Linked DNA regions of Homo sapiens: region 2 is linked to region 1. The links are chromatin contacts, found by Hi-C or POLR2A ChIA-PET in ENCODE. All regions are on one chromosome and are shown on one strand. Each heading gives the region's core, a stretch centred on a gene start or an enhancer-like site at or near the end of the contact. The rest is flanking DNA. Distances are from core to core; before and after follow the strand shown. Region 1 holds the start of UCA1 (urothelial cancer associated 1). Region 2 holds the start of F2RL3 (F2R like thrombin or trypsin receptor 3).

Region 1 (6,041 bases), core at 925-3,424:
TCTTGGCCTCCCAAAGAGCTGGGATTACAGGCGTGAGCCACCACGCCCAGCTGAGATGCTTTTTCAAGAGTCGCCTTAACATGAAGTCACTGTGTGAGGGTTTCGGCTCTCGAGTCAAGATAATTCACTTACTTTTAAAAGAAAATACTCAGCGTTTGAAGAAACCAACAAAATCCCTCAAACTCAGTGTCCATATAGATAGGCAGGGAAGACAAATTGTAAGGCGCTTGTATTTTATATAGCTCAACAAGAGAAGCACAAGTATCTATCCCTTTCAGACAACAAAGATGTGCCATTTAATTATTATTTCCATGACAATACACAGTTGAATAAATCATTATATTTGAATGCTTCTTGGTGTTGCCAAGTCCTGACCCACAGGGTTTTGTATTAATCTCTGAAGTCCAGGTACCAGGAAAGAGAAGAGTTATTCACCGTCACAAGTTCTCACTCTGGAAAGGAGAAAAATGGATGTTTTAATGAATCTTTGTAATTTACCAATTTAACTATGACACTTTATTGTGGAAATGTATTCATTTCGCTGCAGCCATAATGGAAGAGTGATTTTCCTTACTTTGCTGAGATTCTCAGCCCCAGTAGCCTTCTCAAGGCTAAGCCCTGGAATTCCATTTGAAATCACCCAAAAGAAAAGAACAAATATGAGAAATGTATCACACGCCATCTGGGTAAGACAAAATGTAAATTAAAAGCTTTATCGGATGATGGGTGGCTCATGCCTGTAATCCGAGCACTTTGGGAGGCCAGCCGGTGGATCATTTGAGGTCAGAAGTTCGAGACCAGCCTGGCAAACATGGTGAAACACCATCTCTACTAAAAATACAAAAATTAGCCAGGTGTGGTGGCAGGTGCCTGTAATCCCAGCTACTCCGGAGGCTGAGGCAGGAGAATCACTTGAACCTGGGAGGCGGAGGTTGCAGTGAGCCGAGATGGCACCACTGTACTCCAGGCTGGGCAACAGATCAAGACTCTGTCTCAAAAAAAAAAAAAATTAATGGATGAAATATAAGGCTAGACATTTCTTTTCTTTTTTCTTTTTTTTCTGAAATACACCTCTTTCTTGCCTCCTTGGATATATTCTATCTTGTCTATCAAACTCTACTAATAAAATCCATTTGATATTTAATTTTTTAAAAACTGAGGTTCAGGCTGGGTGCAGTGGCTCACACCTGTAATCCCAGCACTTTGGGAGTTTGAGGCAGGAAGATCGCTTGAGCCCGGGAGTTTGAGGTCAGCCTAGGCAATGTAGTGAGACCCTGACTCTATTATAAGTAAGTAAGTGAAAAAAAAATTTTCAAGGTGACAAACCCAGGGAGGGGTAGGGCAAACTGGAATACCGGCAAGTCTGACTCAAGTGTCAGATCAGGTCATCCTATATAACCTCAGACATGCCCCAAACCCTGTGCTGCTCACATATATACTCAGTGACCACCCTCCCAGAAGACACTGCATTGTGTGCGTTTCAGCTTTTTGCGTCACCTCAGTGAAGGTGGTTTTCCTGTCCTTAGCCATAGTTTTCTCCCTTCACTAGGCTAAGAGGATTCAAAGGACAGGGATCATTCCAGTCTTTTCCCTTCAATAGCAGCATCTGAGTGGCTGACCAGAGAGGTATTTCCAAGAAGTGAAAACTGGGCTTGGGGTGAGAAAAGCTAAATGTCCTAAGGGGTTTCCTTTTAGATGACGGAGGGAGATACCAGGGGACTCCTCCCTCCCGGGAGGTAGGGGGAGGGGGTGCACCCGGCGGCTCCCCTGAGAGGCCCCACAGGCACATCTCAGGCTGTCCTCTGGGAAGAAATGACCCAGGAGCTGATATTCATGACCCTCCAAGAGACCCGGCAGCTTGTGGGCATCTCAGATGAGCCCCAGGCAGTTCTGAAACCCAGGACCAGGAAAAGATAAGAGGGTGGGCTGAGGTCACATCACCCTGTAACGTTTCCAAAAGGGAACTGTCAGGCCTCTGAGCCGAAGCTCAGCCATTGTAACCCCTGTGACCTGCACATATATGTCCAGGTGGCCTACAGGAGCCAAGAAGTCTGGAGCAGCTGAAAAACAAGGAAGTGAAACAGCCAATTCCTGCCTTAACTAATTAACCCACCTTACGACATTCCACCATTATGACGTGTTCCTGCCCTGCCCCAACTGATCAATCGACCCTGTGACATTCTTCTGGACAATGAGTCCCATCATCTCTCCACCATGCACCTTGTGACTCCCTCCTCTGCTGACAACAGATAACCACCTTTAACTGTAACTTTCCACAGCCTACCCCAGCCCTATAAAGCTGCCCCTCTCCTATCTCCCTTCGCTGACTCTCTTTTCAGACTCAGCCCACTTGCACCCAAGTGAATTAACAGCCTTGTTGCTCACACAAAGCCTGTTTAGGTGGTCTTCTATACGGACATGCTTGACACTTGGTGCCAAAATCTGGGCCAGGGGGACTCCTTCGTGAGACCGGCCCCCTGTCCTGGCCCTCATTCCGTGAAGAGATCCACCTGCGACCTCGGGTCCTCAGACCAGCCCAAGGAACATCTCACCAATTTCAAATCGGGTAAGTGGTCTCTTCACTCTTTTCTCCAGCCTCTGTCGCTACCCTCCAATCTCCCTGTCCAGTCTTTTTCTTCTCTAGTAGAGACAAAGGAGACACATTTTATCCGTGGACCCAAAACTCTGGCGCTGGTCACAGACTCAGGAAGACAGTCTTCCCTTGGTGTCTAATCACTGCGGGGACGCCTGCCTAATTATTCACCCACATTCCACTGGTGTCTGATCACCTTGGGGATGCCTGCCTTGGTCATTCACCCACATTCCCATGGTGGCAAGTCATTTGCGGGGACGCCTGCTTTGGCTGCTCACCCCCGCCCTTCTCCGTGTCTCTACTTCTCTCTTTAAACTTACCTCCTTCACTTTGGGCAATCTTCCGCCCTCCATTCCTCCCTCTTCCCCCTTAGCCTGTGTACTTAAAAACTTCTCTTAAACTAACACCTGATATAAAACTCAAACGTCTTATTTTCTTCTGCAATACTGCTTGGCCGCAATATAAACTTGACAATGGTTCCAAGTGGCCAGAAAACGGCACTTTTGATTTCTCCATCCTACAAGACCTAGATCATTTTTGTCAAAAAATGGGCACATGGTCTGAGGTGCCTTGCGTCCAGGCATTTTTTACACTTCGCTCCCTCCCAAGCCTCTGCTCCCAATGTGACTCATCCCAAATTTTTCTTCTTTCTCTCCCGTCCGTTCCTTCAGTCTCTACCCCAACCTCAGAGTCCCCTGAATCCCCCTTTTCTGCAGACCCCTCTGACCTCTCTCCCCCTCCCCAGGCCACTCCTTGGCAGGCTGAATCAAGTCCCAATTCTTCCTCAGCCTCCGCTCCCCCATCTTATAATTCTTCTATCACCTCCCCTCCTCAAACTTGGTCAGGCTTAGTTTCATTCCATGACTAGCTCTCCCCCACCTGCCCAACAATTTCCTCATAGAGAGGTGGCTGGAGCTGAGGGCACAGTAAAGGTTCATATACCTTTTTCTCTATCAGACCTTTCCCAATCAGTCAGCGTCTGGGCTCTTTCTCATCAGACCCCACTAAATATACACAGGAATTCCAATATTTGACTCAGTCCTACACTTTAACCTGCAGTGACCTAAATGTCATCCTGACCTCTACCCTCTCCCCAGATGAGCAGGAAAGAGTTTATACCCTAGCCCAATCTCACGCTAACACCCGCCGGCATCATGAGCCAGACCTCCAAGAAGGCATCAGGGCAGTTCCCTGAGAGGATCCTTGATGGGAATACCAGACAGGCTCCCCAGGTATAGCTAGGCGAGATTACATGGTCTCTTGCCTAGCTGAAGGGCTGAAAAAGGCAGCATACAAAGCTGTTAATTATGACAAGCTTTAAGAAGCCACCCAAGGTAAAGATGAAAATCCAGCCCAGTTCATGGCCCGTTTGGTGGCTACCCTTAGAAACTTTACAGCCCTAGACCCTGAAGGGCCAGAAGGCCATCTTATTCTCAATATGCATTTTATCACTCAGTCAGCTCCTGACATTACAAAAAAAGCTTCAAAAATTGGAATCTGGCCCTCAAACCCCACAACAGGAATTAATCAATCTCGCCTTCAAGGTGTTCAACAATAGAGAAGAGGCAGCCAAGCAGCAACGTCTTTCAGAGCTGCAATTGCTTGCCTCTGCTGTAAGACAAACCCCAGCCATGCCTTCAGCACACAAAAACTTCAGAGCAACCAAACCACAGCCTCTAGGCACTCCTTTAAAACCATCTCATGGACCTTGCTTCAAGTGCCGCAAAACTGGCCACTGGGCCAAGGAATGCCTGCAGCCCGGGATTCCTCCTAAGCCTGTCCCACCTGTGCGGGACCCCACTGGAAATCGGACTGTCCAACTAATATCACAGCCCCTTCTAGGGTCCCTGGAGCTCTGGCTCAAAGCTCTCTGGCTGACTCCTTCCCAGATCTCCTCGGCTTAGTGGCTGAAGACTGATGCTGCCCGATCGCCTCAGAAGCCCCTTGGACCATCACAGATGCCGAGCTTCGGGTAACTCTTACGGTGGAGGGTAAGTCCATCCCCTTTTTAATCAATACGGGGGCTACCCACCCCACATTACCTTCTTTTCAAGGGCCTGTTTCCTTTGCCCCCGTAACTGCCGTGGGTATTGACGGCCAAGCTTCTAAACCCCTTAAAACTCCCCAACTCTGGTGCCAACTTGGACAACATTCTTTTATGCACTCCTTTTTAGTTAACCCCACCTGCCCAGTTCCCTTATTAGGCTGAGATATTTTAACCACATTATCTGCTTCCCTGACTATTGCTGGGCTACAGCCACACCCCATTGCTGTCCTTTTCCCCAATTCAAGGCCTCTTTCGCATCCTCCCCTTGTATCTCCCCACCTTAATCCTCAAGTATAGGATACTTCTACTCTTTCTTTGGCAACTGACCATGCACTCCTTACCATTCCATTAAAACCTAATCACCCTTACCCTGCTCAATACCAGTATCCCAGCCCGCAGCAGGCTTTAAAGGGAACTGAAGCCTGTTATCACTTGCCTGTTACAACGTGGCCTTTTGAAGCCTACAAATTCTCCTTACAACTCCCCTATCCTACCCATCCAGAAACCGGACAAGTCCTAGAGGCTAGTTCAAGACCTTCACCTCATAAATCAGATTGTCCTTCCCATCCATCCTGTTGTGCCAAACCCTATACTCTCCTCTCCTCGACACCCCCTTCCACAACTCATTATTCTGTTATCCACCTCAAAGATGCCTTCTTTACCATCCCCTTGCATCCCTCCTCCCAACCTCTTTTCACCTTTACTTGGACTGACCCTGACACCCACCAGTCCCAGCAATTCACCTGGATTGTCCGACCCCAAAGTTTCAGGGACAGCCCACACTACTTTGGTCAGGCCCTCTCTCATGACTTTCTTTCTGCCCATCTGCCTCCCACCTTATTCAATATGTTGAAGACCTTCTTCTTTGCAGCCCTTCTTACCAATCTTCCCAGCAGGACACTATCCTATCCTACTTCTTCAATATCTCTACTCAAAGGGGTACTGAGTATCCCCCTCTAAAGCTCATATTTCCTCCCCTAGTGTTACATATCTCGACATAGTCCTCCATCAACATACACGCACTCTTCCTGCAGACTGTGTTCAGTTAATCTCCCAGACCCTATTCCCCACCACCAAACAACAACTCCTTTCCTTCTTAGGCGTTGTTGGATACTTCCGACTCTGGGTACCAAGGTTTTGCCATTCTAACCAAACTGCTTTACAAACTCACTAAAGGTAATTTAGCTGATCCCATAGACCATAAGTCCTTTCCCCATGCTTCCTTTCATTCTCTCAAAAAGGCCCTAGAAACAGCTCCCACACTAGCACTCCCTGACTTGTCCCAACCTTTTTCCTTACACACAGCTGAAACACAAGGCTGTGCTGCTGGAGTTCTCACACAGGAGCCAGGCCCACGACCTATAGCCTTTCTATCCAAACAACTTGACCTCACAATTCTAG
Region 2 (6,099 bases), core at 2,865-5,364, 1.1 Mb after region 1:
ACCATCCATCTCCAGAACTTTTTTTTTTTGGAGACAGAGTCTCGCTCTGTCACCAAGGCTAGAGGGCAGTGGCACAGTCTCTGCTCACTGCAACCTCTGCCTCCCAGGCGCAAGTGATCCTCCCACCTCAGCCTCTCGAGTAGCAGGGACCACAGGTGTATACTACCACACTCGGCTAATTTTTGTATTTTTTTGTAGAGATGGTTGGGGGGGTGTCTCACTTTGTGGCCCAGGCTGGCCTCGAACCCCTGACCTCAAGTGATCCACCTGCCTTGGCCTCCCAAAGTGCAGGGATTACAGGCGTGAACCACCTCACCCAGCCCAGAACTCTTCCATCTTGCAAAACTGAAACACTGTGGCCTTAAGCACTCACTCCCCAATCCCCCTCCCCCAGCCTCTGGCACCCCCCAACCCATTCTACTTCCTGTCTCTATGGAGGTGACCACTCCAGGGACCTCCCATGAGTGGAATGACTCAGGATTTGTCTTTCCGTGACCGGCTTATTTCCCTCAGCATAATGTCCTCAAGATTCATCCACAATGTAGCATATGTCAGAATTCCCTTACTTTTTAAGGCTGCCTTTTTTTTTTTTTTTTTTTTTTTTTTTGGCAGAGTTTCACTCTGTCACCCGGGTGGGAGTGCAGTGGTGCAATCACAGCTCACTGCAGCCTCGACCTCCTGGGCTCAAGCAATCTTCCCACCTCATTTTTTGATTTTTTGTAGAGACAAGATTTCACTATGTTGCCCAGGCTGGTCTTGAACTCCTGAGCCCAAGCGATCCCTCTACCTCGGCCTCCCAAAGCACTGGGATTACAGGCATGAGCCACCACTCTGAAACAGCCCGGCCTGGCTGTCTGCCCTTTTTAAGAAAATAAGATTTTGGCCGGGCGTGGTGGCTCACGCCTGTAATCCCAGCACTTCGGGAGGCTGAGGCGGGTGGATCACCTGAGGTCAGGAGTTTGAGACCTGCCTGGCCAACATGATGAAACCTCGTTTCTACCAAAAATACAAAAATTAGCCAGGCATGGTGGCGGGTGCCTATAATCCCAGCTGCTCGGGAGGCTGAAGCAGGAGAATCGCTTGAATCCAGGAAGCAGAGGTTGCAGTGAGCCGAAATGGCACCATTGCACCTTCAGCCTGGGCAACAAGAGCGAACCTCCATCTCTAAATAAAAAATATTTTGGCCAGGTGCAGTGGCTCATGCCTATAATCCTAGTGCTTTGGGAGGCTGAGGCAGGTGGGTCACCTGAGGTCAGGAGTTTGAGACCAGCCTGGCCAACACGACGAAACTCCGCCTCTACTAAAAATACACAAAATTAGCCGGGCATAGTGGCAGGCGCCTGTAATCCCTGCTGCTGGGGAGGCTGAGGCAGGAGAATTGCTTGAATCCAGGAAGCAGAGGTTGCAGTGAGCTGAGATTGCGCCATTGCACTCCAGCCTGGGCGACTGATCGAGACTCCATCTTAAAAAAAAAAAAAGTTTTTATGGAAAGTAACACAGTGCACAGAAAACTCCAACAGTACAAAACAGACACATGGTTTCCTCTCCTCCAAAGCTGTCGCGCCCAGCGTCCTCCGGGAAGTACCTGGGCAGTGTCGCCTGGGTACAGCTTGTGCCTGACAGGGGCAATGTCATCGTCACCTCTGCTTGCTGGGGTTCCCCCGACAGCCTGTGCTGCCGTGTTGTTCCCGGGGAGGGGCTGTTGGCGGGCACCTCCCTGCTTTGTGCTGCTGTGTGGATATCCTCCCAAGGACATCTTCCTGTGCGTGTGTCTGGCAGAAATTCCTAGACATGGAACCCTTGAGTATAAGGGCATGTGCGTCACTATGTTTTTTTTTTTTTTTTGAGACGCGTTTCACTCTTGTTGCCCAGGCTGGAGTGAGGCTGGAGTGCAATGATGCAATCTCGGCTCACTGCAACCTTTGCCTCCCATGTTCAAGTGATTCTCCTGCCTCGCCTCCCGAGCAGCTGGGATTACAGGCATATGTCACCATGCCTAGCTAATTTTGTATTTTTACTAGAGATGGGGTTTCTCCATGTTAGTCAGGCTGGTCTCGAACTCCCAACCTCAGGTGATCCACCCGCCTCTGCCTCCCAAAGTGCTGGGATTACAGGTGTGAGCCACTGTGCCTGGCTTTTTTTTTTTTTTTTTTTTTTTTTTGAGTCGGAGTCTCGCTCCGTTGCCCAGGCTGGAGTGCAGTGGTGTGATCTCAGCTCACTGTAACCCCTGCGTCCTGGGTTCAAGAGATTTTCCTGCCTCAGCCTCCTGAGGAGCTAGGACTACAGACGTGCGCCACCATGTCTGGCTAATTTTTGTATTTTTAGTAGAGACGGGTTTTCACCATGTTGGCCAGGACGGTCTCGATCTCTTGACCTCGTGATCCACCCACCTGGCCTCCCAAAGTGCTGGGATTACAGGCGTGAGCCATTGCGCCCGGTCGTGCATCACTATTTTGATGCATCATCTTCAAACCACCCTGCCCCAGCATCACTGGACTGCCGGTGTGCCCAGCCTCCCCTGCACAGCTTCCCACTCTGCTCACAGAGAAGACGGTGGAGGGGGGAGCCCAGGCGTGGGTTTTCCGTGTGCTGAGGGTGTCCTCAGCCACCTTTTTCCCCAAGTCATTGACGTGAAGCTGATTTTCTCATTGGTGGCCATGGAAACTGCCCAGAAATGGGAGCAGGGCCTCTGAGACCCTGCCCCAGCTAGACTCTCTCTCCAGGCTTCAGTGTCTCCTCCTGGAGCTGGGTGTTGACTCTGTCCAAGACTCTGCTCAGTCACTTCCTGGCTGATCCCCGAGTGCTCAAGTGTGTGATGAGATTAGGGCTCCCCCAGGCAGGAAACGGCCACATTGGACCCCTCCCTCCCCCATCCCTAGTTCATTTTATTTTCCCCAATCCTCATGGCTCCCAACTAGGCCCTCCTGCTCCCAGACCCCCCCAAGCCCTGTCCCCCATCCCCTGTAGCCCAGCGCTGAGCACACTGGGGCCAGAACCACCCATACCAGACTCCCCCAGGGCACGACGGGTTGAGGCCTCTCTGAGGCAGGGAGGGACAACACTGAGGGGCCTTGTGCAGAAGAGGGAAGGGGTACCCCCCCGAGCTTCAGTTTCTTCATCTGCCCGATGAGCCCCCATCCAATGGTACCCAGGAGTGGGGATGTGCTGGGGCTAGAGGAGGGAGGCCCCCTGGAGGCTGGCTTGGGGACCCTTCAACCTGGCCACCTCACTCAGGGTCAGAGGTCAGAGCAGGCGAGCCACACACCCCGAAGTCCCCCCGGTCCTCGGCAGGTGCTGTCCCCAGCATCACTGTCTCCCCTACAGATGCCCGTGTGTCCCCTGGGCAAGAGTGAAGTGAGGCACTCATACAGGGGTGCCTTGTGAGTATGGGGTCAGCCGAGGATGCTGAGGGGCTCTCGAGGTTCAGCCAGAGTCCCTGACGCTGGGCTCGTGCTGCTCTGGGGGTCTGAAGGGACCCTCGCTATTACCCTCTGGGAGGCGCCCATCCTTGGTTTTTTTTTTTTTTTTTGCCGAGTCTCGCTCTGTTGCCCAGGCTGGAGTGCAGTGGCAAGATCTCGGCTCACTGCAACCTCCACCTCCTGGGTTCAAGCAATTCTCCCACCTCAGCCTCCTGAGTAGCTGGGACCACAGGCATCTGCCACCAAGCCCAGCTAATTTTTGTATTTTTATGAGAGATGGGGTTTCTCCATGTTGGTCAGGCCGGTCTCAAACTCCCAACCTCAGGTGATTTGCCTGCCTTGGCCTCCCAAAATGTTGGGATTACAGCCGTGAGCCACCGTGCCTGGCCTAGCAGGGCTCTTCTTATCCTGCTCACCAGAGATAGGAAGTCGGGGGGTGACTTCAGGAAAGGCCCAGAGCCCGTGATGGGCGTGGGGATTGGGGTGAGGACAGGGCTGTCGTGAGAACAGTGGCTGCAGATGTGAGCGGCTGGCAGGAAGTGGCCACTTGAACCGCAGATGCTTCCTGGGCTGGTCAGGGACCGGGGGTGCTGGCTGCAGCTGGGACCCCCCCCCCTGCATCTTGCTGGCCTGGCACCTGGGTCCCTGGGAGGCGCCACACTGGATATAGCCACGTGGGGCAGCCCGGTCTCCATAACCCACACTCCAGTCCTCCCACGGGCTGGCTGGCAAGCGGCCCTGGTGGGTCTGCGGGGGCAGGGGCAGCCTTCCTGGTTTATCTCTACCGGCGCGATCTGCTCGTCCGCCTCGGCTCCAGAAGCTGGGGCTCAGGGTCCGGCGAGGCAGGAAGCCTGAGGCCACAGCCCAGAGCAGCCTGAGTGCAGTCATGTGGGGGCGACTGCTCCTGTGGCCCCTGGTGCTGGGGTTCAGCCTGTCTGGCGGCACCCAGACCCCCAGCGTCTACGACGAGAGCGGGAGCACCGGAGGTGGTGATGGTGAGTGGTCCTGGCTTTGGGGTGCAGAGATGGGGTTACATCAGAGATGGAGCTGGGGGCCCGGAGCTGGGGAGGGGGAGGCCGGGAAGTTGCGGGCTTCAGCCCAGCCCACTCTGTATCCCGTCTCTGACCCCATAGGGCTGGGCTATTCCCTTGAGTGTCATGTCCAGCTGTTTCCCACCAGGGCAGACCCCAGGCTCTGAGCACCTCCCTCCCTGCTGCTTCTCGTCACCTGCCGAGGCAGGGGCTGACTGAGGTCCCCTCTCTCTCCCAGACAGCACGCCCTCAATCCTGCCTGCCCCCCGCGGCTACCCAGGCCAAGTCTGTGCCAATGACAGTGACACCCTGGAGCTCCCGGACAGCTCACGGGCACTGCTTCTGGGCTGGGTGCCCACCAGGCTGGTGCCCGCCCTCTATGGGCTGGTCCTGGTGGTGGGGCTGCCGGCCAATGGGCTGGCGCTGTGGGTGCTGGCCACGCAGGCACCTCGGCTGCCCTCCACCATGCTGCTGATGAACCTCGCGGCTGCTGACCTCCTGCTGGCCCTGGCGCTGCCCCCGCGGATCGCCTACCACCTGCGTGGCCAGCGCTGGCCCTTCGGGGAGGCCGCCTGCCGCCTGGCCACGGCCGCACTCTATGGTCACATGTATGGCTCAGTGCTGCTGCTGGCCGCCGTCAGCCTGGATCGCTACCTGGCCCTGGTGCACCCGCTGCGGGCCCGCGCCCTGCGTGGCCGGCGCCTGGCCCTTGGACTCTGCATGGCTGCTTGGCTCATGGCGGCCGCCCTGGCACTGCCCCTGACACTGCAGCGGCAGACCTTCCGGCTGGCGCGCTCCGATCGCGTGCTCTGCCATGACGCGCTGCCCCTGGACGCACAGGCCTCCCACTGGCAACCGGCCTTCACCTGCCTGGCGCTGTTGGGCTGTTTCCTGCCCCTGCTGGCCATGCTGCTGTGCTACGGGGCCACCCTGCACACGCTGGCGGCCAGCGGCCGGCGCTACGGCCACGCGCTGAGGCTGACCGCAGTGGTGCTGGCCTCCGCCGTGGCCTTCTTCGTGCCCAGCAACCTGCTGCTGCTGCTGCATTACTCGGACCCGAGCCCCAGCGCCTGGGGCAACCTCTATGGTGCCTACGTGCCCAGCCTGGCGCTGAGCACCCTCAACAGCTGCGTGGATCCCTTCATCTACTACTACGTGTCGGCCGAGTTCAGGGACAAGGTGCGGGCAGGGCTCTTCCAACGGTCGCCGGGGGACACCGTGGCCTCCAAGGCCTCTGCGGAAGGGGGCAGCCGGGGCATGGGCACCCACTCCTCTTTGCTCCAGTGACACAAAGTGGGGAAGGCTGTACTGGGTCGAACAGGGTCCCTTCCCCCACTTCACGTCCTTCCTGGGACCTCAGAATGTGACCTTATTTGGAAATAGGGTTGTTACAACTGTCACTAGCGGAGGTCACTTTGGAGAAGGGTGGGCCTTACATCCAGTGTGGGTGGTGTCCTCATAAGATAAGGAGAGGCCAGGCCTGGTGGCTCACGCCTGTAATCCCAGCACTTTAAGAGGCCAAGGCGGATGGATCACTTGAGCCCAGGAGTTCAACACCAGCCTGAGCAACATGGTAAAACCCCATCTCTACCAAAAATACAAAAATTAGCTGGGCTTGGTGGCTGGCGCCTGTAATCCCAGCTACTCAG

The links. Hi-C counts contacts between places; a loop is a spot of excess contacts on that map. ChIA-PET counts read pairs that join two places held with the same protein, here RNA polymerase II (POLR2A). Pooled maps may share reads with other maps.
Region 2: a map with no recorded cell type shows a loop between it and region 1 (4-fold over the local background). The contact joins the promoter of F2RL3 here to the promoter of UCA1 in region 1. A Hi-C loop is called at or near these places in 2 of 37 single-sample maps with no recorded cell type and 10 of 50 pooled maps. POLR2A ChIA-PET finds 5 or more read pairs at or near these places in 1 of 52 experiments (Caco-2).

The regions. Positions count from the first base shown.
Region 1 is chr19:15,826,773-15,832,813 of GRCh38, forward strand. UCA1 (urothelial cancer associated 1) reads left to right here and starts at 2,175. Exons shown (of 3, transcript NR_015379.3): 1 at 2,175-2,566; 2 at 4,483-4,584. It overlaps LOC124900418 (collagen alpha-1(I) chain-like), which reads left to right and starts at 2,175. Exons shown (of 3, transcript XM_047439793.1): 1 at 2,175-2,566; 2 at 4,483-4,584. RefSeq lists an enhancer at 1,419-2,618.
Region 2 is chr19:16,884,885-16,890,983 of GRCh38, forward strand. F2RL3 (F2R like thrombin or trypsin receptor 3) reads left to right here and starts at 4,115. Exons shown (of 2, transcript NM_003950.4): 1 at 4,115-4,414; 2 at 4,689-6,099. The coding sequence starts at 4,306. The coding sequence ends at 5,737. RefSeq lists enhancers at 1,199-1,699, 4,790-5,389.